4 separate regions of the Homo sapiens genome follow, and regions 2, 3 and 4 are each linked to region 1. A link is a contact called in ENCODE Hi-C or POLR2A ChIA-PET data. All regions are on one chromosome and are shown on one strand. The core of a region is the stretch at or near the end of the contact, and the rest is flanking DNA. Distances in the headings are between cores, read along the strand shown. Region 1 holds the start of PDGFD (platelet derived growth factor D). Region 2 has its middle 49 kb from the start of MIR4693. Region 3 overlaps PDGFDDN (PDGFD downstream neighbor). Region 4 holds the start of PDGFDDN (PDGFD downstream neighbor).

Region 1 (3,097 bases), core at 231-2,730:
TTCCCTGCAAAGTCCAAAAGTCATTTAGTAAATTCCAAATTAAGGACATACCAAGAAAGAAACTGATAAGATGGCTAATAGGAATTTACCAAGACAGTCAAATACTGTCAGCTGAAACTGTGAAGCCATCAACAATTGCTTGATGGTCTCCTTGGGAGATGTGTTAGTACTTTAAGCAAGCAGGAGAGAAAGATACTGATGTAGGAAAAAACAAGATCCAAAAGCCTATGGGTCAGTTCAGGTACATGGCAGAACAGCTAAAATTTGCTGGGAACATCAGCTACAGTTTTAGGTGGAGGCCCCAGAAAGTAAATAAACTCAGCTTAGGGTCTCTGGAACCAGTGACCCAGGTGTCCTCTAGAGTAAAGGAAAACAAACAAGCTGGCTTGGGACCTTGCTTAGGACAGCTGTTTCAGGAGCTGTGCTCCTTGTAGATAATTGGAAGCCGCTTCTGCAAGGAAACTAGCAGCAGAAGCCTGGTGCCCCTGTGGTACTGATGAAACCCCAGAAGCCTTGGTCTCCTACACTCTGAGCTTCTGAGTCAGGGTGAACTTCAATAGGAAAGTCACTTAGGGGACCTAAAGGGCAATAGGCTGCACACTGCCATTTCCCGAAAATAAATAGTAAATTGTCACTGTTCCAGATATAACTGCTAGATTGAAACGCACGATTTCTCCTCTCACTCGTAAAAATAAATAAATAAATAAATAAAATTTAAATAAACGTCTATCACCCAGGGAAAGCTACTCTTGACTCCTTCCACCTATCAAAATTGCCTAAGAAAGGTTGAGTCTGACCAAGGGGCGGCGCAGCTTGCAACTTTCGCCAACTCCGGGATGAGGCACCGCATCCTGGTACCAGAGGCTTGGACACCAAAATGACTTCTCTAGGGTGCAGCAAGGTGAGCCACCTGGCTTATCCTATCCCCATCAGCACGCGTCCCACACCTCTCAGTCCCATTCCGGAAATGGAGCTCTCTCAGGACTGGATACAGGCAGGAGACCTCCCTCCCCAAACAATGCATTCAGCCCGAGTTCACATTCAAGATTCAAAAAGAAAGGGGAAAAACATAGAAAGAACAATAACAATAGCAAACATGATTTTTTTTTCAGTTAAAAAATAAAATGAGTCTCTTACCATCTCGCCTGAGGTTGGCGTTGCGCAAAGCTTTGATGGATGCGCTCTGCGGGGTTGCAGAAGTGTCCCGACAGCTGCAAAAGTTTGCGCAGATTAGAGTGTAGACAAAGATGAGCCGGTGCATTTGGGATCAGCGACTAGAGACAGCGTCGCTCCAAGAAAAAGCCGGGTTCTGCTCCCGGGACCGACGCCGCGCCGCCCTGCGCTCTCGCCGCCTGCGCTCGCCCTGCGCTGGCCCGGGTCGCTGTGCTAATCGCCGAGCTCTCCCCAAACTTCCTGCATGCTGAACTTTCCGAGCGCGTGTGGGTGCCGCACTTCCTTGTGGTGCTGAGCTGATAAATGGTGACGGGACAAACAACAGGTTGACGTTTGTTTGTTCGCCCCCTCCGGTGGCCGGCAGCTGCAGCACAGGCTGCAGGGGGCGGGCAGCGCCGAATCTAGCGGGGCAGGCGAGCGGAGCAGCAGCGTTCTCCAGCCCCGGCCGCGGCCCCTGAGAGGCGCGCACTCGGGCTCAGAGCGGCGGCGCGAGCACCTCAGCTCCCCAGTTTCCCAGGCCGGGCCTAAACCTGCTCTGCCACTGAGCATGCCCAGTTTAATCGCCGGCCGGGACTCTTCCCACCGCCCTGGGCTTTACCCTCCTGGTTGGACCTGTAAGGGCTCAGGAAACAAACTCGCCAGGAGGAAGTGGGAGAGGGTAGAATCCCAGCACTTCTTCAGAGGTGACTGGCACATCCACCCACAAGCCACAGCTCTCCGCCTTGATGGTGGTGGGATGTGGGGACAGGGACTGGAGTTGGGAGTGTTTATTTTACAATAACCAAAATGAGACTCTACTTAGTTAAAATTTCACTGTTTATAGTGAAAAAATACAATCACAAAGGAGCTTAATTCCGAGCTTTTCTTTGAGCTCCCATCAGTGTGACCTTTGGGTGAGTCAAGGGTACCTTTTCAGGGAATAAAATAAAAATAAAAGTATATCACCCAGAGAAAGCTACTCTTGAGTCCCTCCATCTATCAAAAATGCCCGAGAAAAGGTCGAGACTGATGGAGGGATGGCGTAGCTTTCACTTTTCGCGAACTCCAGGATGAGTCAGGGCATCCTGGTACCAGAGAGTATTGGACACCAAAATGCCTTTTCTAGGGTGCAGCAAGATGAACCACCTATCACACAGGGCTGTAGACGTGATGGGCCATGTGGTGCAGTGTACAATAAGGGCAAGAAGTCTTCACGAGCGTTTTTATATGCACTAGCTCCAGCCCTTCCACAGGAAAGGGCAACAGGACAGAGTGGGGTTGAGCAGGAACAGACTGAGCAAGGGGAAGAAGTTGCAGAACACTGTGCTCACTTGCCTTCACAGTCCATAGGAAGAGGCATGGGTCGTTGAGGCTTTTGGGATTCTCCCTACTCTGCGTCTGGAAGCTCAGCAGTTGAAAGGGGCTGCCTCTGGTTTACATCGTGTGTCTGTCTGCCCATGGGAGGGGACTGTATTTGGAAAAGGAATGAGTCCAGACTCGCTGCTCACTGGCTTTGTCCCCTTGAGCAAATCATCTGATCTTTCGAAACTCAGTTTATTTATTTGCAAGAGTAGCAATTGTTAATTTGTATGGTTGTGGTGAGAATGATGTGAAAAAATGTTTAGCATATTGTTTTGTTTGTAGCTGAATCCAAATCCAAATTTATATGATTTCTCAATTTTCCGCTGATGAGATCTAGAAGAGAAAATTTTCAGTCTTTTTCAGGCCTTCCAGCTCCTGAAAGTCTGGCATATGGTAAGTGATATCCATACATAGGGAACTTTAAGTGGCTGAGAAGGGCAGGAAGTTCTGGAAAAGGTAGCCTTGTCAAGTTATTATACCATCCAACAAGGACGAGGGTTCATGTGTCCCTTCAACATAGTCAAAGATCAACATGTTTCATCTCTATTGGCTTTTTGGCTTAAAATGGTATTTTACAAAATTT
Region 2 (3,097 bases), core at 345-2,844, 360 kb before region 1:
TATATTACCTCCCAATAGGTTTAAGTGCATGCCTCCTTACTGGGTTTGTTAAGAACCATAATTTAAAAATAATTTAAACTTTCTAAGTATTCTCTTCCCATAAAATCAGTGCTTAATAACGTATTTTAACTAGAGGCTAGTTCTGGGTGGAAATAGTTGAAATATGCTAAGAAATCTGAGAGCCCCTATTTGACTATTAACTAAGTGTTGAAAAAAAAACCTAAACAAAAACAAAATGCATCCTTTTCTTTTAGTCCCTCATCCCTTAAAATCTCTCAGGATCCTTGTAGGTTCAAACATCTGAAAAGATGATTGGTCTGTGGGAAGAGAGCATTCACCCTGGTCTTTCATTCACATGACCATCATTTCCAAGTGGACAGTGAGATCTACTTTTCCTTTTCCTGAGAGCTTAGTATGAAATAGGCAGGCACTGTTCAACAAACTTGCACCTATAGCCAAAATTTGTGTCCAACAGAAACCCATTTACATGAGAGGCTGAGAAGTTTCTTAGCCAAGAACTCCTTCTAAGGAAAGATGAGTCGGACACCAGAGTTTTGATCTGATAATCAAGTATCGGGGCTGAAGGGAAGTGATAATTCTAACTACAGAGGAGTTGTCTTTGACCTGGAGCTGTTTCTAGTCTTATCTGATGAGGCCGTGTCTGGATTCTAGGAAAGGAGGGAAGAGTAAATAAAATTCTAAAGCGTTAAGTCATTAGAAAAATCTCCAAAAATTTAAGTGTAAGCAGACTTGAGTATTCTCCTAACAAAGCCTAACAGGAAGGGGAAAAAGACAACAAAACTATTACTGCAATCTCAATTAGACGAGAAGTTAGTGGGCCCCGGAGAAACTGGGTAATCCATAATCATGTCATTGACCTGTACTACAGAATCTGAGGCAGGTATGATTAACCTCATTTTATGGATGAGGTTTAGGAAGTGACCCTTAGCATGTATGCCACCCCAGGGGGACACCTTTCTTTGTATTCTATGAGAATTGTACCCCCTACATCACAACTGGGAGTGCTAGACTTGGCATCTAGGTCTGGACACTTCTGAGTTTATCCTGTTAAGCAGCCACCTGGATTTAAGCCACCCCATTCTTCAGGAGCGAACAGACCCAGAGAGCTGACCAGGACTTCACAATCGATGGCTCTGTAGGATATTTGTCAAGTTGATTCTACCAAGGAAGTTCTCTATTTCCTGTGGTCCTGGTGAGATTTTTATCCTCCCCTAGGTGCTGGGCTTTTGTTCCAGGACATCTCAGCCTTGAGCTTTGTTTGCTTGTTTACTTCCTCTCCTGCATCCTTGTTGAGGTTCCCAGCCACATTTTTCCCCTCTGCTTATTTATTCCAGAGCAACTGCCTGTGTCATTTCCTTTATCTCTGGCATGTCCCTTGGTTAGTGCTGGTGTTTCTTTTCTTTTCTTTTTTTCCCCATTGCCCAGGGCACTGTGAACAGTTGGCTGTGGTGTAGGATTTACAGACCTGTGCTATGAGATGTACAGACCTGTGCTCTGTACAGACCCAGGAAACGTTGGAGTACAGTGGGCTGACAACAGGGGGGCGCCAGCTGGGGAAGGCAACAGGCCTTAGTTCTTGAACAAAAATAGGCCAGAGATTCTGCTACAACTGGCCAAGATTCCGCCCATCTCAATGAAAGGAAACAGACATTCCCACATGCCCACGAGCTTTGAATGTGTATTTGGCTCCCTCAATAACTCCAGTGCACATTCCCACCCGGTCACTTTTCGCCCACGTTGTTATTGCTGCTGCTGGTTTTTTTTTTTCTTTTTAATAAAGGTCACATTTTATTAGAGATAAGAATAACTTAACAATGAAACTCTTGGTTCATCTGTTCTTCCAGTGCTTTTGTGTTCAGCTTAACATCTTCTAAACAGACATTTAAAAATGATTATTTTCTTCTAGTAAAAATTATAACATGTTCATTTTAGAAATTTTGAAAAAAAGCCATAGAAAAGTATAATAAAAATTCTAATTCCACCATCAAACATAATAACCACCATTTGTATTTATATTTACATATGTCCAGTATTTTTTTAAAAGCACAGGCACATATAGTTGTAAAAAATGGAAGGAATAGTGTTCACCTCATTTTGTTTCAGTAGTTTACTTGTTTTAGCAGCTTAGAATTTAGGTATTTATACAAAAAAATTTTCTAGATATTCATTTTTACATAGTTGAAAGAAAATATATTTTTAATTGAAGAATAATTTTCAGACCATACAATGTACCCACTTTAAGTTTTCAAATTATATGCCCATGTAACCACCATCAGGACCAAAATAAAAAGCATTCCCATCACTTCGAAAAGTTGCCTTGTGTCCAGTTCTAATGTCTACTTTGTTTCAGGCAACCACTGTTCTTTTTTCCACTATAGATTGGATTTGTCATTTTTAGAGTTTTACATAAGTGGAGTCACACCATGTATACTCTTTTGTGTCTAGCATCTTTCATTCAGCATAAATTTTCACACACTTATAACCATATACAACCACACTTGCATATATTTTTTAATTTGCTTTTATTTTACAAATATATTATGAACATTTTCCATATCATTAATTAGTCTCTTAAAATTAAATTTTCATTGACTAATTGTAACTTGTTTTAGGGATATACCACAATTTATCTCATAAATAAGATCTTATTGTTAATTGTTGGTGTTGTCTCAATGGTTTGCTTTCATAATCAAGAATAATTATTCTGGACTACACATGTTTGTGTGCATTACCTAATTTCTTTGGGATAAATTTCTATTTAAAAAAAGTTAAAAGTCTCACAAATTTTAATATGTACTGTGCCTATTTAATCTTCCACAAACATTATATACAAATTTATGAGGAACAATAGCATTTCAAAGGTGAAAGGGAACCTGGAGAAAAATATGGTTCAGTGGTCCTTAACCAGTGGGGTGGACATGCCTATGGAGCTCTTTTGAAATTCACCTGCAGTTATTCTAACTTGGTATTTATGAAGCTCAAGTAGCTGCTCTTTTTGTTTTTAGTTCTGCAGATGATTCTGTTGCACACTACACTGTAAGAATCACCTCAGTTTCACAGATGAAGAAGCTGAGCC
Region 3 (3,097 bases), core at 320-2,819, 290 kb before region 1:
GCCGACATTCTAAGTTTAAGGATTTCATCATTTTCTAATCAATGTCTTCAACTTCACATTGGGAAACTTGACAAGACTGTGGATTTAACTTTTGGAATTCAGCAGTCCATGCAACTAAATGGTTGCTTTTTATTTTCAGCAATATTAGCACTGTGGCTACAAGAAAAAGGAAATCCTTTCAAAGCTGTCACGGAAGTTCTCTAGTTCTCAGATAGTCACTTAAGCTAAAAGTTGAAGAATCTGAGCATGTCATTTTCTTTTTTGTAAGTACTCAAGTGCATTTAAAAAATCAATCTCAAATCATAGTCCTTGTAGTCATCATTAGCCATAAAAGTAAAGTGCAGCAACCACTTTGGATCCTATGGTGCTTGTTTCAGTTGGCTCTTCGTCACAGTAAACCACAAGTTACAGCTTGATTAGTTACTATATCACTTTATACCATGGATTCCTAGTATCCTATTCCCCATAGTCAAGGAGCTCAGCCCTGCACTTCAACCCATGTGCATGATCTAAACAATACAAGAAGGCCTACCAAACAAAATGCCTCTTTTTTATGGTAGGTGACATGGAGTGAATCAACTCTTCTTTCATCTTGGAAGTAATATCTTGACAATTTCTGAATCCCATCTTTGTGAAACTAGTTCCACTACCAATTCTTTATCAGTTGACTTTCAGTTAGGAGACAGTAATCATACAGGAAAAGTTTAATATAGAGGATTATTCACTATAACAGAGGAGTAACTATGAGACGCTATAAATACATAAAAAGAACTCTAAAGAATACCCTAGGTCTGAGGGAGAGTACCTGAAGAAGACAAAATTTGGAAGGGAAGCCCCCTCCCTAAGCTGAGATTTAGACCTCTTTTGAGGTACAGTTTCAATTCATTTGTTGGAGAAGATCTCTGAGCCACTCCAGTATAGCAGTCACCCCATGTCTACAGGGCATACTTTCCAAGACACCCAGTGGATACCCGAAACAGAAGGTAGTACCAGACCTGACTGCTGTCAATCCAAACATGTTTCTGTTCATGTTTTCCACTCACAGATTTAATGCCTTTTCCTTGGTAATTTAGTACTTAACATGCACTGTAGCTATAACTTTTGCAGTTTGAGGTGGGATAGCAACTAGCATGAGTTTCTTTTTCCTTCTTCCCAATTTCATGAATAGAAGATTTGTTCTTACCATACATCTTAGCAACCTCAACCTATAATTTTTTCTCATCTCTTATCAAGTTGAGAACTTTCACTTTTTCATACAAAGGAAGCATTTTACTGCTTCTCTTTGGCACATCTGAATTGCTAGTAACACTACTTTTGTACCCTGGGGCCATTGTAACACTACAACCTATAATTTTTTTATTTCTTATCAAGTTGAGAACTTTCACTTTTTCAAAAAAAGGAAGCATTTTACTGCTTCCCTTTGGCATATCTGAATTGCTAGTAACATGACATTTGTGCTCTGGGCCCATCTAAGTAAAATAAGGGTGGCTAGAACACAAGCACTGCAATACTGAGACAGTTGATCTAATAACTGAGATGGCTCCTAAGCAACGAAAGGCGGGTGGCGTGTACAGCGTGGACATGCTGGAAAAAGGAGTGATTCATGTCCCGGGTGGGACAGAGCAGGACAGCACAAGATTTCATCACACTTCTCAGAACAGCATGTGATTTAAAATTTATGAATTATTTCTGGAACTTTCCATTTAATGTTTTCAGAACACAGTTGAGCACTGAATTCCTGGAAAGTGGAAACACAGATGAAGCCAAGGGTGGGGACTACTGTACTAGGCAAGCAGAAGACAGCCTCTGGGGTGGGTCTGGCTAAGGCTGTTGGTGGGGCTGGGCAGACAGGAGTTGAGTGCAAGCTCACTCACGGGCAAGGCAACCTGAGGCCTGGGATGCATGTTGCCTACATTGAAAGGGCCATGGCAAGGGGGTCGACTGGTCAGGGTCAGGGCTGCAAACTGGCCGAAGGACTGAAAGCTCCAAGAAAGTGTATGTGCTAAAGATGCTCTGGAAGTTGGCAGCAGACAGTTCAAGAAAGACAATGTAGGACACACAGGGTGTTGCACTGCTACTGACCTCTACCAGTGGTGAGACCCTCATGCCATTCACAGTTGTAGGAGAGTGAGTCAGATTGGTTGAACTTAAGATTCCTTTTCTTGGTGAGAAGATTACTTGTTCACTCAAAGGCTGCACATAACATGGGATTACTGAGATATCAGGTGCTAATAGGACTGAGGGATTAGATGGTAGACTGTCAAAAATTGACAGAGGTTCCTCAAACAGTTCCTGTTCATGATACCCCTTTTTGGGTGACTGAGAGATAAAGATTCCAGGTCTTGTTCCTTTAAGTTAAGGTATGCTATATGTGTGAAAGATCAGTTGAGTTTAAACAATTTCTAATCCTTCATTCAGCCAATCAATCAGTCATCTATTCACCAAACATGCATCAAATGTACATAAAGTGCAAAATCCCATTCTGGATCAATTAAATGCCCCTGCCACGCATTCATGCCTTCTCCTTTCATCCCTCTCATTCCTGCTCTTAGACTTTTAAGAATTTATATAATGGAGCCCCCAAATCCTCAGTTATTCAATCCCTCATGTATGTCATTAAAGTTTTTTCCACCAACATCTTCCCCTCAGCCTTCCCTCCTGTTTCCCAGCCTTGGTCATTTGAGCATTGGTTTGAGTCTCCATCCCAGGAAGGACAGGGAAGGAAAATGAGGTCAACCTGGACACATCTCATCTCCAAGACTATGTTTAACAGCTCTGGCAGGAGATTTTAACACAGGAAATTGCATAAAATATGTTTCAGGGATTATTTTTGGATTTCAGTGACCCATGTTCTTCCTGGCACTGATCATCAGAGCTAACTGAAAACTAGTGTTGATTAAAAAAAAAAAAAAAAAAAAAAAAGCCTGTGGGTTAAAACGGTAGCCACAAGCACTCCAGAAGGCAGCCACGGTGTGAAGAAGAGTACAAAGTCTTAATTCAACTTCTGGCTTTCCTTCTTAGTAACTGCGTGAGCTGTTTTATTGCTTTTTGAAACACAGAAACATGCAATGTGCACATACAAATATTCACGTGCATG
Region 4 (3,097 bases), core at 341-2,840, 260 kb before region 1:
TGTATTGTAGGTATTATTTAAAATGTAAATTGAATCCAAGAATGATTTTAACATTTGGTTTCTGGTCACTAAACCTGGCAATAAGTATAAACAGTTTAAAATAATCACAAAGTCAAATGATTTTGCTAGAAAATGAAGATTTCTTGGTCCACAGCTTGTTGCACTGAGTATATTAACCTATGTTAAGAAGTTAGCTCCACTCTCTTTTAATGTAGTCTGCTAAATAATTTTTAGACATCTCTATAGAAATGAAATTTATTCAAAAAAAGGACACAAATTAGTTTGCAAAATTCAGAAATATAACTGGAAAAGCAAGCATAAAGTCTTACATTAAGTGGTTAGTTGCTTATCCCTTGTTGATGCCTATTTTATTTGAGAGATATCCCAGTTGTGCTATGCTAAGTTTTGAAGGTCTGTGTAGTCTTTAACTTGATCTTTAAAAACAACAGAATTTGAGTGAATGTCAATAAAACCAGTGAATTATAAATATTCTGTCTTCTAGCATGTTTGACTAGGGCTGCCAATAAACAAAATTATATTTCCTAGGACTTCAGGCATGAATACTAATCTATTGAATTTTAATTTAATATTCTATGAGGAACCTAGGAGAGTATCAACAATTTAGACATCTGTTGAGTTATTCTCAGAATAAAACTGGACATGTGAACATTTCAGGAAATGAAATAAAATTCTTAATGTCTTTGTATTAAAATGCAACATATATACATACATATATACACATATATTCACATATATATACATATATATATTACTATTATGACTTTTTACCTAAAAACCCCAGTTACTTGAATTAGCTATTAGGCACAGAATTATTCGACCCTGTCCCCATCCCTCTCCCATGCTCACACACTAGCTAGTATTTCTGATGGTAAAATTAATTCTTGCCACAGAATACAGGTCTTTACTCCCATTCCCCAAATGACCTAAAACCACTAAAATGGCAGAGTTTCATTCAACACTGCAGCTGCTATTTTGTCTCCAGCAGGATGATATAAAGATTAGGCTATAATCAAAAGCAAAAATTCTTGCATGTGCATTGCAGCTAGAAGAGCTCTCTTTATGCTATGTGCCTCTTCACAAATTACAAAGCAAATGATATAGGAGTGTAGCTCCTAAACTGGTCTGTCTGAACTGATAACACTGAATCACTAGTTGGCTGGGGTGTCCACCCAGATGGGAAAAGGAGGTGGATAAAAGGGAAATGAGGTTGTAATGTTGTTGACTTCAGGCCTCAAGGAAGAGACAGCTGTGGATTTTCTTAGGTGAGGAACAATGTCAGAGGAGAACATAATTCATTATAAGACTCATGGGGAAACAGTCAAATGAAGAAGCAACAAAGCAGCAACAAAACCAAACCCAAGTCTTGCCCCACTGTGCAGCTGCAGGACAAAGACAGAACAGAAGCCTGTAATTGGGGAACAAAGTGTTGTTCTTTCGGGCATTATAAAATGAAGCCTTCAGAAATCACTCAATCTTGTCATTCCAAACAGTTTGATGCATTTGTGAAAAAAAGTTTTCCTTTTTTTTTTTTTTGAAAGGAGTCTTGTTCTGCAGCCCAGGCTGGAGTGCAGTGGCGTGATCTCGGCTTACTGCAACCTCTGCCTCCCGGTTCAAGTGATTCTCCTGCCTCAATCTCCTGAGTAGCTGGGACTAAAGGCGCCCACCACCACACCTGGCTCATTTTTGTATTTTTAGTAGAGACAGGGTTTCGCCATGTTGACCAGGATGGTCTCGATCTCCGTGTGATCCACCCCCTCGGCCTCCCCAAGTGCTAGGATTACAGGCTTGAGCCCCCGCGTCCAGCTGGAAGTTTTCTTTTCTTTTTTTTTTTCTTTTTTAGCAGTGTACACCTTTTAAAACTGCAATTGAGTACTAAATAATGGAGTAGTTTTGTTCAAAAGCAATATTTATTTTTCATGAAGATAAGAGGCATATTACATTCGCTATAGAAAATGCTATGAGAGGAAAAAGCTGCATGTTACCGATATGACAAAAAACATAAAAAACTCTACTTATGAAAGTGTTTTGCCCTATAAGAACATATTCAATAAAAGGCATTATTCCAGGTGAATGAGCCATGCGGAAATGTGGATTTATTAGGGTTTGTTTTGAAATGTAATTTGTACGGCCAGCTTTTTATTCCTTTGATGGCTATCAAATAGATTTATTGGCTACATGTTAGAAGTGCAAAAGATAACAGGTAACCAAGGGAGAAGTTTTAATAAAACTCTCAGGAAAGGCAAAGAAAAGTGAGTGAATATGCCTGCTTACATTTCAGCTAATAAATAAAAAGTGCAGATAGGGCTTTAACTGAAAACCTTGCTGGTTATTGCAGCCTGGAAGGTTTATTGAAAACTGGGTAGAACACTCTCATTTTTTATATTTACAGCTACATTGTGAGCTGTTCAGGTTAGAGTGATGTAACGTTCATTTTGACTTTGGTACAGGAAACTGATGTTTTCACAGGAAACTTGCAAAGCAGTTATGAAGAGGAAGAGCGTTCTTAATTATTAGTGTCTGCCTGAGCTATTTCTGATTGTGTTCTGGGATTTTAGAGAATTGAACAATAGAGTATTTAATTTTACCACTCCCCTCTTGAGTAAAAACATCAGACACTTTTAGGAAAGTTTTAGAAGGTACATCTTCAATAAGCAGAGATCTTTCATCTCAAATAACTGGGAAGAATTGCACTGCTTAAGAATAGTTGAACTTGGACCTGAGAGCACCATACTTAGAAATCTAAGTATATTTAGGTCACTCATCTAACACTGGGACTTTACCAGCCCTGTCACCCAAACTGGTTGTAGTTAGTAGGACCACAAAGTCACTGAAGAAATCTGCTTTCCTTTTAACTTTCAAGGCAATAAGAAAAATGTAGTTCTCTGTTAGCAGTCCCTGAGCTATCTGAATTTCGGTGTTTCTCTCTTAAGCCTCTTGCTTTGGAGGATGATGAATCATTTCCTACTCCTGGAGTTAGTCTCCTTTAAAACAGACACAAAGGAGGCAGAGAGAAAAAATTACTCTAAATACCATTAACCAATGTAAAACAGTTTTCTATTAAACAGTAGGACAGCAG

The links. Hi-C counts contacts between places; a loop is a spot of excess contacts on that map. ChIA-PET counts read pairs that join two places held with the same protein, here RNA polymerase II (POLR2A). Pooled maps may share reads with other maps.
Region 2: a map of heart right ventricle shows a loop between it and region 1 (2.5-fold over the local background). The contact joins the enhancer-like site here to the promoter of PDGFD in region 1. A Hi-C loop is called at or near these places in 4 of 168 maps with a recorded cell type or tissue (astrocyte of the cerebellum, cardiac septum, endothelial cell of umbilical vein and 1 more) and 4 of 50 pooled maps. POLR2A ChIA-PET finds 5 or more read pairs at or near these places in 1 of 52 experiments (A673).
Region 3: a map of Ramos shows a loop between it and region 1 (2.2-fold over the local background). The contact joins the enhancer-like site here to the promoter of PDGFD in region 1. A Hi-C loop is called at or near these places in 4 of 168 maps with a recorded cell type or tissue (Caco-2, OCI-LY7, Ramos and 1 more), 3 of 37 single-sample maps with no recorded cell type and 9 of 50 pooled maps. POLR2A ChIA-PET finds 5 or more read pairs at or near these places in 1 of 52 experiments (OCI-LY7).
Region 4: a loop to region 1 is called in a map of OCI-LY7, with 4 times the contacts of the local background. The contact joins the promoter of PDGFDDN here to the promoter of PDGFD in region 1. A Hi-C loop is called at or near these places in 2 of 168 maps with a recorded cell type or tissue (OCI-LY7 and endothelial cell of umbilical vein), 1 of 37 single-sample maps with no recorded cell type and 4 of 50 pooled maps. POLR2A ChIA-PET finds 5 or more read pairs at or near these places in 1 of 52 experiments (OCI-LY7).

Annotation. Positions count from the first base shown.
Region 1 is chr11:104,162,667-104,165,763 of GRCh38, forward strand. PDGFD (platelet derived growth factor D) reads right to left here and starts at 1,481. Exons shown (of 7, transcript NM_025208.5): 1 at 1,138-1,481. The coding sequence starts at 1,261.
Region 2 is chr11:103,799,322-103,802,418 of GRCh38, forward strand. No RefSeq gene overlaps it. Among named protein-coding and RNA genes, the nearest start is that of MIR4693, 49 kb to the right of the region's middle. Within about 2 kb of position 1,595, at least 5 of the 41 ENCODE cell types and tissues checked have a DNase peak (open chromatin) inside an H3K27ac peak, as active enhancers do; they include heart right ventricle, where a contact is called at or near this core.
Region 3 is chr11:103,869,347-103,872,443 of GRCh38, forward strand. All of the region lies in intron 3 of PDGFDDN (PDGFD downstream neighbor), which reads right to left. Among named protein-coding and RNA genes, the nearest start is that of MIR4693, 21 kb to the left of the region's middle. Within about 2 kb of position 1,570, at least 5 of the 41 ENCODE cell types and tissues checked have a DNase peak (open chromatin) inside an H3K27ac peak, as active enhancers do.
Region 4 is chr11:103,905,280-103,908,376 of GRCh38, forward strand. It overlaps PDGFDDN (PDGFD downstream neighbor), which reads right to left and starts at 1,591. Exons shown (of 4, transcript XR_947960.3): 1 at 1-1,591. PDGFD (platelet derived growth factor D) reads right to left here. Exons shown (of 7, transcript NM_025208.5): 7 at 1,910-3,097.